Linked DNA regions of Mus musculus: region 2 is linked to region 1. The links are chromatin contacts, found by Hi-C or POLR2A ChIA-PET in ENCODE. All regions are on one chromosome and are shown on one strand. Each heading gives the region's core, a stretch centred on a gene start or an enhancer-like site at or near the end of the contact. The rest is flanking DNA. Distances are from core to core; before and after follow the strand shown.

Region 1 (6,555 bases), core at 2,457-4,956:
CGGATTTCTGAGTTCGAGGCCAGCCTGGTCTACAAAGTGAGTTTCAGGACAGCCAGGGCTATACAGAGAAACCCTGTCTCGAAAAAACCAAACCAAAAAAAAAAAAAAATTAAAATATTTAATTTTTATGAGAACACTGTAGCTCTCTTCAGACACACAAGAAGGCATCAGATCCTATTTTAGATGGTTGTGAGCCACCATGTGGTCACTAAGAATTGAACTCAGGACCTCTGGAAGAGCAATCAGTGTTCTTAACTGCTGAGCCATCTCTCCACCCCCTACACTTGACTCAATACTTCTGTGTTATATGTAAATGTGTGTGTGCAGTCCCAAGTAAGGAGTCCAGAAGCTGACAGTGGGTGTCCTCAATTGCTTCATATGTTTTCTTTCTTTTTTTGGAAACAGGGTCTTTGTAGCTCTGTTTGTCTGGCTGTCCTGGAACAGCTCCCAGATTTGCCTGTCTTTGTTTCCTGAGCGCTGGGATTAAAGACCTGTGCCACCACAACTGCTTCACTTTTTTAAGGTTTATGTATATGAATGCTTTGCTTGCACGCGTGTGTGTGTGTGTGTGTGTGTGTGTGTGCGCGCGTGTGCGCGCTATACCTATGTGTAGTGCCTGTGAAGTTCCAGATGGTTGTGAGTCACTGTGTGGGTCCTGGGAAATGTACCCTGGTCCTCCTCGAGAACAAAATGCTCTTTACACTGAGCTATCTTTCTTGCTTTCCACCTCAGTTTTTGAGACAGGGTCTTTCACTGATTTGTCTTGAGTGGTTGGAAAGCAAAGCCTAGGGCCCCTTAAGCGCTTGGATTACAGGGTTCGTCTCTGTGCCTGGCTGTGTATATGGCTTCTGAGGATCAGAACTTAGGCCCTCGTGCTTGTAAGGCTGGAACTTTACTTAAGAACCATCTTCTCTGCCTCTTAATGCTTTTTCACTAAGTGGTGGAAAAGGCAATTTGCTTGTAATTCTTGAAAAAATATTTAGATGTAAGTTAGAATGTATAATACACAACGGAGAAACAAATTTCCAAATACACATATACATGAATATTTGTACTAGCTTATAAATAAAACACATAGTATTTTGGTTTTGTTTCTGGAACAAAGTCTCACCAAGGAATCCTGACTGGCCTGAAATTCACTATGTAGACCAGACTGGCCTATGTAGATTAGACTGGCATCTAAAGAGATGCCTCCTGAGTGCTGGGATTAGCTTAATTATTAAAGATAAAAGCCTCTACACCCAGTTCCTTAAAATGTTTCCTAAGATTTATTTTTAGTTGTGTATCTGCCTGTATATGCACACGTGAATGCAAATGCCTGTGGAGGCCAGAGAGGGTGTAAGATCCTTCAAAGCTGGAGTCACAGGCAGTTGAAAAGCTGCCTGATAATGACATCCCAGAGTGCTGGGAACGGAACTCTGAAGAGAAGCAAGCACTTTTAACTGTTGGGCCACTTCTCTAATCCCTGTAAAGTCTTTTTTTTTTTTTTTTTAAATTCAGTATTTCAATGTATAGGTAAGTCATGTCTTGTTTGTCCACTTATCAGCCACAGAATATTAGTTTAGTCCCAAGTTTCTGGCTACAATACACAGAGCTCAGATCACTGGGACAAGTATTTGTATAGAAAAATGTCTTCCCATAAACTTGCACAGGGTTGAAGGCAGTACAGCCGAGTTCTAACACTGGCTCAGTCTGGAGAAGACCCCTGACTTGATCCCCAGTAAGACCACCCCCCCCCCCATATATATACTGAGACCCATGTACTCTTTCTTTCCTTCTCTCTCTCTCTCTCTCTTTTTGGTTTTTCGAGACAGGGTTTCTCTGTATAGTCCTGGCTGTCCTGGAACTCACTTTGTAGATCAGGCTGGCCTTGAACTCAGAAATCCATCTGCCTCTGCTTCCCGAGTGCTGGGATCAAAGGCGTGCGCCACCACGCTCGGCTACTATTTCTTTTATTTATTCTTAAGATAAGGTTTTACTCTGTGACCTGAAACTTATTATGTACCTGAGGCGGGCCTTAAACTCTAGATAATCCTTTTATCTCAGCCTCCTAAGTGATAGGGCTACATGTATGGACCACAGTGTTGAGCCATATATTTCAATAAATGTAAATATCATAGTAAACATAGCTATTTCCTTTGTACACTTAACATTTTCGGAACCTGAAAAACTGTTTCCAAAGGGGCTGAAACCTATTTCCTGTGTCAGGCTATGTGCATATGAGTACAGGCAGCCATAGCCAACAGGCTGCACTGCATATGTCTGGAACTGTAGTTACAGGTGCTTGTGAGCTACTAGACATGGGTGCCGGGGACTCAACTCAGATCCTCTGCAAGAGCAGTATGTATTCTTAACTACTGGGTGGTCTTTCCAGCTCCCACCTCTTTTTTGAAGATAGGGTCTTACTATGTACACCTGGCTGTACTCAATATGTGGACCAGGCTGGCATCCAAATCACAGATATCCCTCTATGAGATTTTGTACCTGCAGAATAGGAAAAGGACTTCCATTAAAGAACTAAGTACAGTGTGCTGAGTAAGATGCGACTGTAAAGCCATTAAAAACAGTTGAGATCTGTATACCAGTAACAAAGCTTAGTGCTTTGTGTATGCTATGCTTGGTTTTGAAAGGAAAGGAAAGGGGAAAATGGGGCTGCAGAGATGGCTAGTGGTTAAAAGTGTGTATTGCTCTTTTAGAGGGCCCAAGTTTGGTTCCAAGCAGTAACATCAGGGCTCATCTGCCTAAAACTCTTAATTCTGGGAAGTCCAACTCCTTTGACACACTGGATATACACACATGCATACACAAAAATCTTTTTTTAGAAAAGACTTTAAGGACACAGCATAGTTGTCTATTTCCTCAGCAGTAATTTGAGACCCGAGAAATGGAGGTTTAATCTCATTTTTTTTACTATTCGAATTTGAAAACATGTATCACTACGAATTATTACAGAGTTTTTTTCTTATTTTCCTTTTTTGGGGTGTGGTGGGGCGGGAGGTAGGGGGCAGGATTTCTTTGTATCGCTCTGGCTGTCCTGGGATGGACCGGGGAAGCCTCGAACTCAGAGACTCGCCAGTCTCTGCCTGTAGAGTTCTGGTATTAAAGGAGCTCGTCACCATACCCAGTTTGTTCTTTTCTTTTTGAGACAAGGTCTGTTATGTAGCCTAGCTGTCCTGGAATTTGAGATCTTCTTGCCTTCGCCTCCCGAGTGCTGGGATGACAGGCTGCGCCACCACGCCCGGCTTGCAGACTCTGTCTTAAAAAAGGATACACAAGGAACGCGACTTGTGAAGGAGCTCCGCTGGAAACCTGAAGGGTCTCCCGATGATTGTCTCTTCTCAGCAAGAGGGTGAGCAGCGCCTGGCGCTGGCTGAGGGAACCCGAGGCGCGGTAGGCTGCCCCCTGTCCCATGCGGCCGCTGAGCTGGTCGGTGTGGGGACGCTGTTTTGGGCACGTGAACACCGCCCCAAGTAAGAAAGAAGTATTCGAGTGCATGCATTCACACAAGGGATCCTGTGGAGGCGCTATTTACCCATTTTAGGAATAAAACTGTCTGGTTGGATCGAGACGTCACAGCTCGCAGACCTTTACTGATTGTAGAATCAGCCCGGTCACTGTCAAATAACAGAGTCCGGGCCACAATTCCTCGGTGTTGTTTAGGGGAGCGCGCCTAAGCTCAGCTTCCGGGAACGGCCGGCTGGAAAACGCACTTCCCATGCGACCCGCTTCCCGGCATCCTGCGCAAAACGCCCACTTCCGGCGGCGTCAAACTGAGGGCCCAGCAAAAATGTCAGCAGTCCGACACGCAGTTCCCCGAACACTTTTTCCGCCTCTGTTCCCACCCTAAGCCGTGCTCCGCCGGTGCTTGGCCTCTCCCACTTTGCCCCCTTACCTGCCTCGCAACTCTAGGAATCTCGTTGGTGACGACCCTCGCCGCGTCTCTTCTCCTTTTACAAACGGACTTTTACAAACACGTCCAAACTGTTTGCTTGTAACGACGGTCGTTATTGGTCAGATCAGCCCACGTGCGCCAAGGGCCCGCTCACCTCCGCTGAAGTGGCACCATGGGATTTGTAGTATTTCAGGGGAGTGCTCTCTTTTGGAAAACTACAGAGAAGGCTCAGGGTGCTGACACTTTGTGGCTTTACCTAAACGTACAGAACACACCAGCAAGGGCTTCCCGGTGGTCCCTAGTACATCGAACCTGAACAATTCTGTGCTGAAAACAGTTTTACTGGAATCGGAAGCAGAGCTCGCCTGAGCTTGTATGGTTTTCTCTCGCTTCGCTCTTACACATTATTGAACGACTCCCCCCTTGGAAAGAGCCGAAATAGACTTTATGTATATTTGTTCTTCAGAATCGTAAATCCCCGGCACCAATATTGTGTTTCCTGGAACTCTTTCTGTAGATCAGGCTGGTCTCGAACATAGATCCGCGGGCCTCTTCCCTCCAATGTGTTGGGATTAAAGACATGTGCCACCACCGCACTTCAGAAACACTCGGAAAGCTATGGTGCCTTAGGTGAGGCCGGTGTGTTCCCATAGCTTGGACACCTACTGGTGGTGCGCTGTAGGCACAATTGCTTTGCTCTAGCCAAATTTTACTTTTCTCCGTTACAGTGGCCCTTTTCTGGGATCAGATTTTTCTAATATTGTTTCAGAAACTGAAGGAACTAAAAAAAGAGATGTTTCCTCTCGCCACAATTTTTATTTGCTGTTAAGTTCAAAAGCATTCATATTTATACCTGGATCACATGGCTAGTTAGTTCCTAGCAACTGCCTCAAGTGGTGACCAGAGAGCATCAACCCTCATTTCTTTGCCTGGCATTGGGAAGTGTTTCTCCTTTGTTCTATAGTTCAATGTCAAGCCCTCCAATAGAGAGACATGCAGACAACATCTTTCTGGATGCTGTTTCTCTCCTTTCTCATTAAGTGTGCAGTGGTTCATGAAAGACCTTGTGATCCTCACCTCCCTGTCTTCAGAACCAGCCAACTTGGGTGTCCTCACACCAAGCTCTCCCAGGCTGCAATTTTCAACTGACATTTAAAAAAAAACAAAAAACAAAACAAAACAAAAAAAGCAGATAAAAACAAACAAAACAAAACAAAAAGCCGGGCCGTGGTGGCACACGCCTTTAATCACAGCACTTGGGAGGCAGAGGCAGGCGGATTTCTGAGTTCAAGGCCAGCCTGGTCTACAAAGTGAGTTCCAGGACAGCCAGGACTATACAGAGAAACCCTGTCTCGAATAAAAACAAAAAACAACAACAACAAAAAACAGGATATTAAGTTAAGCCATTCATTGCATTGTATGTCCCAGTGGTATCAGGCAACGCCAGCTGCCCGCTAGTTAGTGGACCTCCTCCTCAAGTGTTTCCTCACAGGCCTGCATATTCCTGTTCCTCTAGGACCTGGCTCCTTCTAAGGATCAGGAGTTCAGCTGTGATTTCAAGTTTGTTTTCCTTACCCTTTTTCCTTCTCTCCCTGCTCTGACTACACATAGTAGTTGCTTTCTGCACACTGGACTTCTTTGACTCCTGTCAACCTACTAGTAGTAGCCAGTGTTTACTTTGTTCCAACCTGTATTAGTTTAATCTTTTGTCATTTCCCTTAAAAATTGAACAATTTTCAAAACTGCATATAGGTATTATGCCTGCATGTACATACCTGGTGCTGGTGGAGGACAGAGAGTACATCTGATCCTCTGGAACTGGAATTACAGATGGTTGTGAGCTACCACTTGGGTGCTTGGAAGCAAGTTCTTTAACAGCTGAGCTACCACTCCAGCCCCAATATCAACCTTTGATCTGTCTCCACCCTAATAATTGTTCATTTAGAAACAAGTCAGTGTGGCACTGAAGGGTTTGCAGAAGAATGGAGATGGGATTCTAGGATAAACCTAAACTATGACTTGACAGACACTGTAAGGCTTGCTGTAGTTTCAGTGATCTCCTATGTGCCATTTGAAAAAGGTAAATATAGCCCAAACCTTATGTGAGGGCTGCAAGACCAGAGAGCAGTGTGGTGTCAGTCCCACGCATCCAGACACACGTTGTAAGAAACAAACTGGAGGACAGGAGTTGGATTCCTTTGTGTAGCAGATGAGGGAGCAAGGGGAGCTCAGAACCCTTTCCAAGTAGGCCTGAGCCTATGCGGACCCAGGGCTAGCCTCCTGATCACACTGCTAGGGGGTGACCTCAGCCCCTTTGGGTTTAGGATCACTTATTTTATATGATTGTTGGGCCTGCATAGGTCACCAGAGCCCCTGGAACAGCAGAGAACAGTTTGCATATGTATACTCCTATGTGGGTGCTGGGAACCAAATCCAAGTCCTCTCCAAAACCAGCAAGTGCTCTTAATTGCTGACCCACCTCTCCATATCCCTATCCTCACCCAGCTTCTTTAAGACTTCATTATTGAAAGCCGGGGGTGGTGGTACACTCCTTTAATTCCAACACTTGGGGAAGCAGAGAGAGGCAGATCCTTGAGTTTGAGGCAAACATGGTCTACAGAGTAAGTTCCAGGACAGCTAGGACTATAGAGAGAGACCCTGTC
Region 2 (6,555 bases), core at 1,308-3,807, 34 kb after region 1:
CTAAGGATTTATCCAACTTCCCAGGGATGAATCTACTCCAATCAATACTTTCCTGGTCTCAATATAGTGCTATTTAAATGCCTGCTTTGGAAATGATAACATGTCCTTACTGCATATTTCCATGTACATACTAAAATGGTAATGTTATCATCCATATATTTCTGCAAATTTTTAAAATAAAAAAAATATAAGATTTTCATAGTGTGGTTGGAGATGGCTCAGCAGTTAATAGCACCTGTTCTTGAAGAGGGCCTTGGTTTGGTGCCCAGCACCCACATGGCTCACAAACACCTGACTCCAGTTCCAGGAGATCCAATGTCTTCTGACTTCTGAAGGCAGATATACACATGCAGGCAAAATACCCTTACAACAGGAATGAAGCTTTAAAAAGTGTTCAAGTATCTTATAAAGACACCAAAAAGCATAGCAGCATGAATTCTAAAATGCTAAGATGAAAAAGGGAAAATTTCCAATAAATATGTATTTAATAGGTTTTAGGGAGTATTTACCTATAGATATAATCTTTCCAAAAAAAAAAAAAAATGGCCATGCCCTAAGTATTGCATCCTTACTAAAAAGCTACTTCCAGGTCCCATAAACTAACAAGATATTTAATATATCAAGAAGAGTGTAAATGTGGTTTGGTGGGACAAGTCTGTAATCCCAGCACTTGGGAAACAGAGGAAAGAGAACCTTCACAAGTTTGCAAGCCTGCCTACTATACAAAGGAAGATCCAGGCCAGCCAGGATGGGGAGGGAGGGAGAAGAAACAAAAATGCAAACTGGGTAGGCAATATCTGAATCCTAGCACCTGGGACTCAGACAGAACTAACAGTTCTGAGCCAGTATAGGTATAGTTCAAGGATAACCTGGGTTATATAAAAGACCCTGTTTCCAAAAAAAAAAAAAAAAAAAAAGTAAGTATATTTCACATAATACATTAAAAATAGCAACTTGAAATTTAAATTGGGGCAAAGTGTATGGCACAGACTTTAATCACAGTGTTCAGAAGGCAGAGGCAGACAAATCTCTGAATTTTAGGCCAACCTGGTCTGTAATAGTGAGTCTGGGACAGCCAGAGATACACCCTGTCTCAATAAAACAAAACAAACAAAAGAAAAAAGAAATTGAAAATGGGCGAGGGGAAAAAGAATAACGTATCTGTACTTCAGAACAATTTTAATAACTAGAAAATGTCAAAAAGAACCCTAAATGTACATAGCTCTAAAAGTACCAGGATTCTAGAAATAAAAAGCTATGGCAGGAACTAGGTGCAGAGTTAAGGCCCGTAACATGATACATGTTCATCCTACTTCATTTATATGAACTATATGCACGATACATCAAGTTGCAATCTTCAAATATACCGGGAGAAAAAAACAACAACCAAAACCCACAATTTCTTGAGCTTTTCTTTTTTGCCCTGTGAAACCCAACAAAGGCACAACCGCCTCAACCCGTGCGTTGAAAAACAAAGAATGCAAGGGGAAGTTACATGACAAAGACAATATCCTAGACTCGAGTTACAAAATATTCACTAAAGATGCTTACACCTGACTGACCACAGTTACTCCATTAATAAAAATGTCAACCACTAGTCGCAAATGGTGGTAAATATGTTTTAATGAAACCCACTTTCCCTCGGTAGATGCATCCCTCCGAGTGAGATTTCCATTTTTTAAGAACGGTTTCAACATCCTTGGGTGTCCAGTTAGGTTTTTTGGTCGAGGGTCAGGGGAGTACTACAGAGGGAAAGCCGAAGACCTTCGAGAAAGATGTCTGGCTTTTTTTTTTTTTTTCTTTCCAGTTCTCAACTGCAAGTATAAAGTTTTTAACCTCAGCCTTCAAGAATTAAAAATGAAAAAAATCCTACCAAAAGAAAAGAGAAAGGACGTTCCAGATGGAAATCTGGAAAAGATTCATCGAAAAGAGGGGGCGGGGAAAAAAAGGACGCAAGCATGGGACTCCAGGAGGACGTGCCGAGTCCTGAGGAGAGCTTTGAATGAAAAGTCCTTCCTCCAGGTCTGGGGGCCGCGGGTGCAGCCAGCCGAGGGGTGACAGGGGCCGAGCCCCTCTCCCGCCATCGTCCTCTCGGCCCGGCTCGGCTCTAAGCATCCTGGCGTGCGCACGGGAGGGAGGAACCACCACAGCGCGGCGTCCACGGAGAACAATAGGCTGCAGAGAGGCGCAGGGCCGCGGCCTCCCTACGGGGCGACCACCATCCCGCCTCCCTCAACGCTGCTCCAGACTCACAGAGTCTTGGGCATCTCGTCCTCCATGGCTGCTGCGGTCGCGGCGGCACCTCAGGGTCCAGCTCCCTGCCCTTCGCTACCTCCCAAATCCTTGAGGCGGGCTATGGCTGCGGAAGAGCCGGCCTCCTCGCTTGACCGGAGGCTACTTCGCTTTCTTCTTTGGCAGCGATTACACAAAAAAAGGCCCGGCCTACCGCGAACAATGAAACCCCGATCCAAGATGGCGGCGAGCCGGACGCCTAGGAGCCGGCAGCCGAGTGACCCGTGCCGCGCATGCGCACAGCCAGCTAGCATGCTCACCCTCCTGGCAGCCGGGTTTAGGCTTCAAGGACGGGGTTCACTTGGTGCGCAGCCGCGCTGCCACCAGGCAAGGGATGGCTCAGAGTGCGCAGACGCAATGCCAGTAGTTTAGGATTTCTGTAGTTTCAGAGCGGAGTGTTTCATTTGTGAATTATATAGTGAAATTAAAAATCCTTGGGGAGGTTAAAGAAATAAAATAGCAGGTGTTTTTCTAGCAGGAAAATTTTCTTTTTGCACACTATTTAAAGAGAGAAAAGACATGCGCCGCCCGGGAATCGAACCCGGGTCGCAAGAATGGGAATCTTGCATGATACCACTACACCAGCGGCGCTGTTGAGGATTTGGGCGTCCGAAAACTCATAGGAGATACGTTAGTATCTCTGCCTATTGGATTCTTGATTTATGTAAATGAAAATTAGAACGAATTGATACTTGCACTTTTTCCGTTGCTTTATGAAACGATTCATTCTTTCTCATACCAATGCTGTTGAGTGGCTGTTTGAGAAAAATCTCGACTTTCATTTTTGCTTATTATTTAGAAGTAAGAGTTGTGGTAAGAAAATAAGGTCTACTTGACAATAAGCAATACTTTGCGAGCAGGAATCATATTTATGTCTGGATTTCTTTTGTATACCCAATGTAATCGAAAAGCTGGTAATAACAGAGTTACTGTTGCAAATTGGTGAGAAGAATCTCAACAGTCAGCCCTTGCTTAGGGTTCAGAGTTATGGCTCTGGAATGTGGTTCCGGTACTTTTTTTTATCCTTTCTTATTACACTATACATATTATGTAAAGCATTTATTAAAGACGTGAAAGTTTTTGTATCCAATGTCGTTCTTTTACATCAGTGGTCCTCAAGATTCCTAATGTTGCGACCTTTTAATACAGTTCCTGGCATTGTAGTGACCCCAACCATAACAGTACTTTTGTTGCTACTTCATAACTGTAATTTTGTTACTGATATGAATTGTAATGTAAATACTTTCAGCGATAGAGGGGTGGTAAAGGGGTCGCGACCCACAGGTTGAGAACCAATTGCGTACTCTGCCATATTTGGGATTCCCTCTCTCTTTCCTTCTTCCTCCCTCCTTTCCTTCCTTCTTTTCTTTCAACTTTTCTGTTTTTCAAGACAGGGGGTCTCTGTGCAGAACTGGCTGTCCTGGAATTAGCTCTGTAGACTAAACTAGCTTCAAACTCAAAAGATCCTCTTGCCTCTGCCTCCCTAATGCTGGGATTAAAAGCATGAGCCACCACCACCCCACATTTGGGAGTTCTACTTCTATAATTATCTCTAGAGTACGTCATATTTTCAGATTATATAGAGTCTATATTATAGACAGAAAACAAATATTGTCCACACTTCAGAACGCAGAAGTAGGTAGGAAGTTCAGGAGTTCAAAGCCAACCAATGCTATTTAGAAGCAAGCGCCTCTCTTCAAACAAACAAACAAAGAAACAAACAATAATTTTAAAGAAGAGTATGGCAAATATTTAAGTGTTTAAAGTATTTTGAACACTCTGGGGGTGGGTGGAAATCTATTTAAAATGGCTTTTAGTTTATCAGCATAGGTGTTCAACAATAACAAGCTTTACCCATTTCCAGCCCAGTGATCGTTCTGACTCTATGGTTTTGCTTTCTGAGTATTTCATACAAACAGAATCATACACTGTGTGTCTTCTTGAAACATACCTCTTCTCTTTTTGGTGACAGGGTTTCCAAAAAGTAGTTCTGGCTGTCCTGGAACTCACTTTATAGACCAGGCTGTCCTTGAACTCACAGAGATCTGCCTGCCTCTGTTTCCAAAGTGCTGGGATTAAAGGTATATACCACTGTTTGGCAACTTAAAACAAACAAACAAACAAACACCTACTTCTAGGGTGAAATTTTCAGTGCAGATATTCTTATACGTTGGTATATATTTGAGACACCTTGATGTGTAGATGAGGCTTTCCTCAAGAGTCCAATCTTCCTGACTTAGCCTCCTAAATGTTGGGATTGCATGTATGATCCACCATCACACCAGGCCAAAGCGAGTTCCTTTTTTTTCTTTCTTTCTTTATTTCCTTCTCTTTTCTTTAATTTTTTTTTCTGTAGGATAGATTCCTAAACATAGAATTATTGAATTATATTTTTGTATAAAGTCATAGTAGGCAAAAATCTTGTCCTTTGTGGGGACTCACACATATAATTCCAGCATCCCTGGACTGAGGTGAGAGGATTATTTTGAATTCATAGCCAGCCTGGGCTATAGTGTAAGATCTTACCTCAAAAATAAAGACGCACATAAATAAATTATAGAAAACACAAAGCAACAAAGGTGAAAATGTGGCCATCATTCACATCCCCTAAGAGTGGTTCAAAGTCAGATCCTAAGCTGCCCTCCTCTGCTCTGCTCCCTCCATTTTGTCTTATATTGAGGTATTATTAATTTTATTTTGCTTTTGCTAATATAAGAGATGAAAAGTGGTCTCTCTCTCTCTCTCTCTCTCTCTCTCTCTCTCTGTCTTCCTCACTCTCCTTCCCTCCCCCCTTTTGAAACAGGGGCTCACATGTAGCTTGGCTAGCCTGGGGCATGCTATCAGGATCTACCAGGCTAGCCTCAAAATCACAGAGATCCACCTGCCTCTATCTCTGCCACCAAAGTGCTGGGGTTTGTAACGCAGGCATGTGCATCATTTCTGGCTGCATTTTCTTATGTATTTTTTTTTTCAGGATATAAACAACCTAAGAGTCCTAACTTTAGCTATAACAAAATTCAAATTTTGATGAAAATGATGTTTCAAATATTCCATAGCAGCTGTCATTTAGCTGACCTCTTCTGATGTTTGGGCATGTCCAGTGTTGGGGTGGTTAGGTTCTGGAAGGGTTTCTGCTCTTTGCCAGAGGCCCTTGAAGGTGGAGTGGCTCTGGCAGAAAACAGCCTCCAGGTGGCACTCAATCTACACTATAGCGAAGTATACTACCAAGGCCCTTAGGTCTTCAGAGCCAGATGTGAGGCTGCACAGAGCCACCAGGCTTTGAAAGTACTAAACTACGGAGGTTTTCTCAGCCGGTCTCCGTCTTGTCATTTCTGTTTGGCGCCTAGGCCACACACCTTTTCCCGCAAACACTCATCTCAAAGACATGTGTCATACTGGGAAAAACATCTTAAGAAAAAAATGCACAAAGGAAACTGTCCAATCACGTGCTCAAGAAGCTTCTCCAGCAAGTTCGGGAGGACCCCGCCTTCCAAAACCTAGGTTGGGCTTCTTTTTTTCCAGAGGGATACATTTTCTGCCATGCAGAACTCTGTGCACCTGTATAGTGTTGCTCAAGTGCAGCAGCCAACTTGCTATTGTAGTTACAAATGTTTAGATGAAAATTTGCAAAAGCTGAAAGATCCTGTGGACTGATAGAGCTCTTTTGCATTTTGGGTAAAAATTAATGACAATCCTAATGATTGTCCTAGTATAAGAAAATACTTATTTGTCCCTAGTTATTAATGCATTTGGTTTTAAAAATTCTCTTGGCTGAGTGTGGTGCTAAATCCCAGCATGGCAGAGGGGCAGAGGCAAGAGGGGCAGAGGCAGAGGCAGAGGCAGAGAGGCAGAGAGGCAGAGAGGCAGAGAGACAGAGAGGCAGAGAGGCAGAGAGGCAGAGGCAGAGGCAGAGGCAGAGTCAGAGGGGCAGAGGCAGAGGCAGAGGCAGAGGCAGAGGCAGAGGCAGAGGCAGAGGCAGAGGCAGAGGCAGAGGCAGAGGCAGAGGCAGATCTCTGTGATCAGTGGCAGAATTTTTGTTCTCTGTGTTCTCAAAGACAAACATGGCAGTACACAAACTAATAGAGACAAATTTTAATCAGTAGGATACTATTGCAATAGGGGAAATTCCACCAGTTCGAACATAATTTGTATAGAGGTGGCAGAATTTTTTAGGGCAAGAATGAGGTAACAGGGAAGGAGCTAAGCAGGGGCTCAGTAGGGCAAAGGTATTCAAAGACCAGAGAAGCAGGAAGTCAGTCCATG

The links. A loop is a pair of places that touch in the nucleus more often than their neighbours do. ChIA-PET counts read pairs that join two places held with the same protein, here RNA polymerase II (POLR2A).
Region 2: a map of heart shows a loop between it and region 1 (8-fold over the local background). The contact joins the promoter of Tia1 here to the promoter of C87436 in region 1. A Hi-C loop is called at or near these places in 4 of 37 maps with a recorded cell type or tissue (T-helper 17 cell and heart). POLR2A ChIA-PET finds 5 or more read pairs at or near these places in 3 of 5 experiments (Patski and embryonic stem cell).

Annotation. Positions count from the first base shown.
Region 1 is chr6:86,435,825-86,442,379 of GRCm38, reverse strand. It overlaps C87436 (expressed sequence C87436), which reads right to left and starts at 3,706. Exons shown (of 10, transcript NM_001364557.1): 1 at 3,533-3,706.
Region 2 is chr6:86,400,221-86,406,775 of GRCm38, reverse strand. It overlaps Tia1 (cytotoxic granule-associated RNA binding protein 1), which reads right to left and starts at 2,557. Exons shown (of 13, transcript NM_011585.4): 1 at 2,254-2,557. The coding sequence starts at 2,279. n-TGccc4 (a tRNA gene) reads right to left here and starts at 2,883; the gene lies at 2,813-2,883.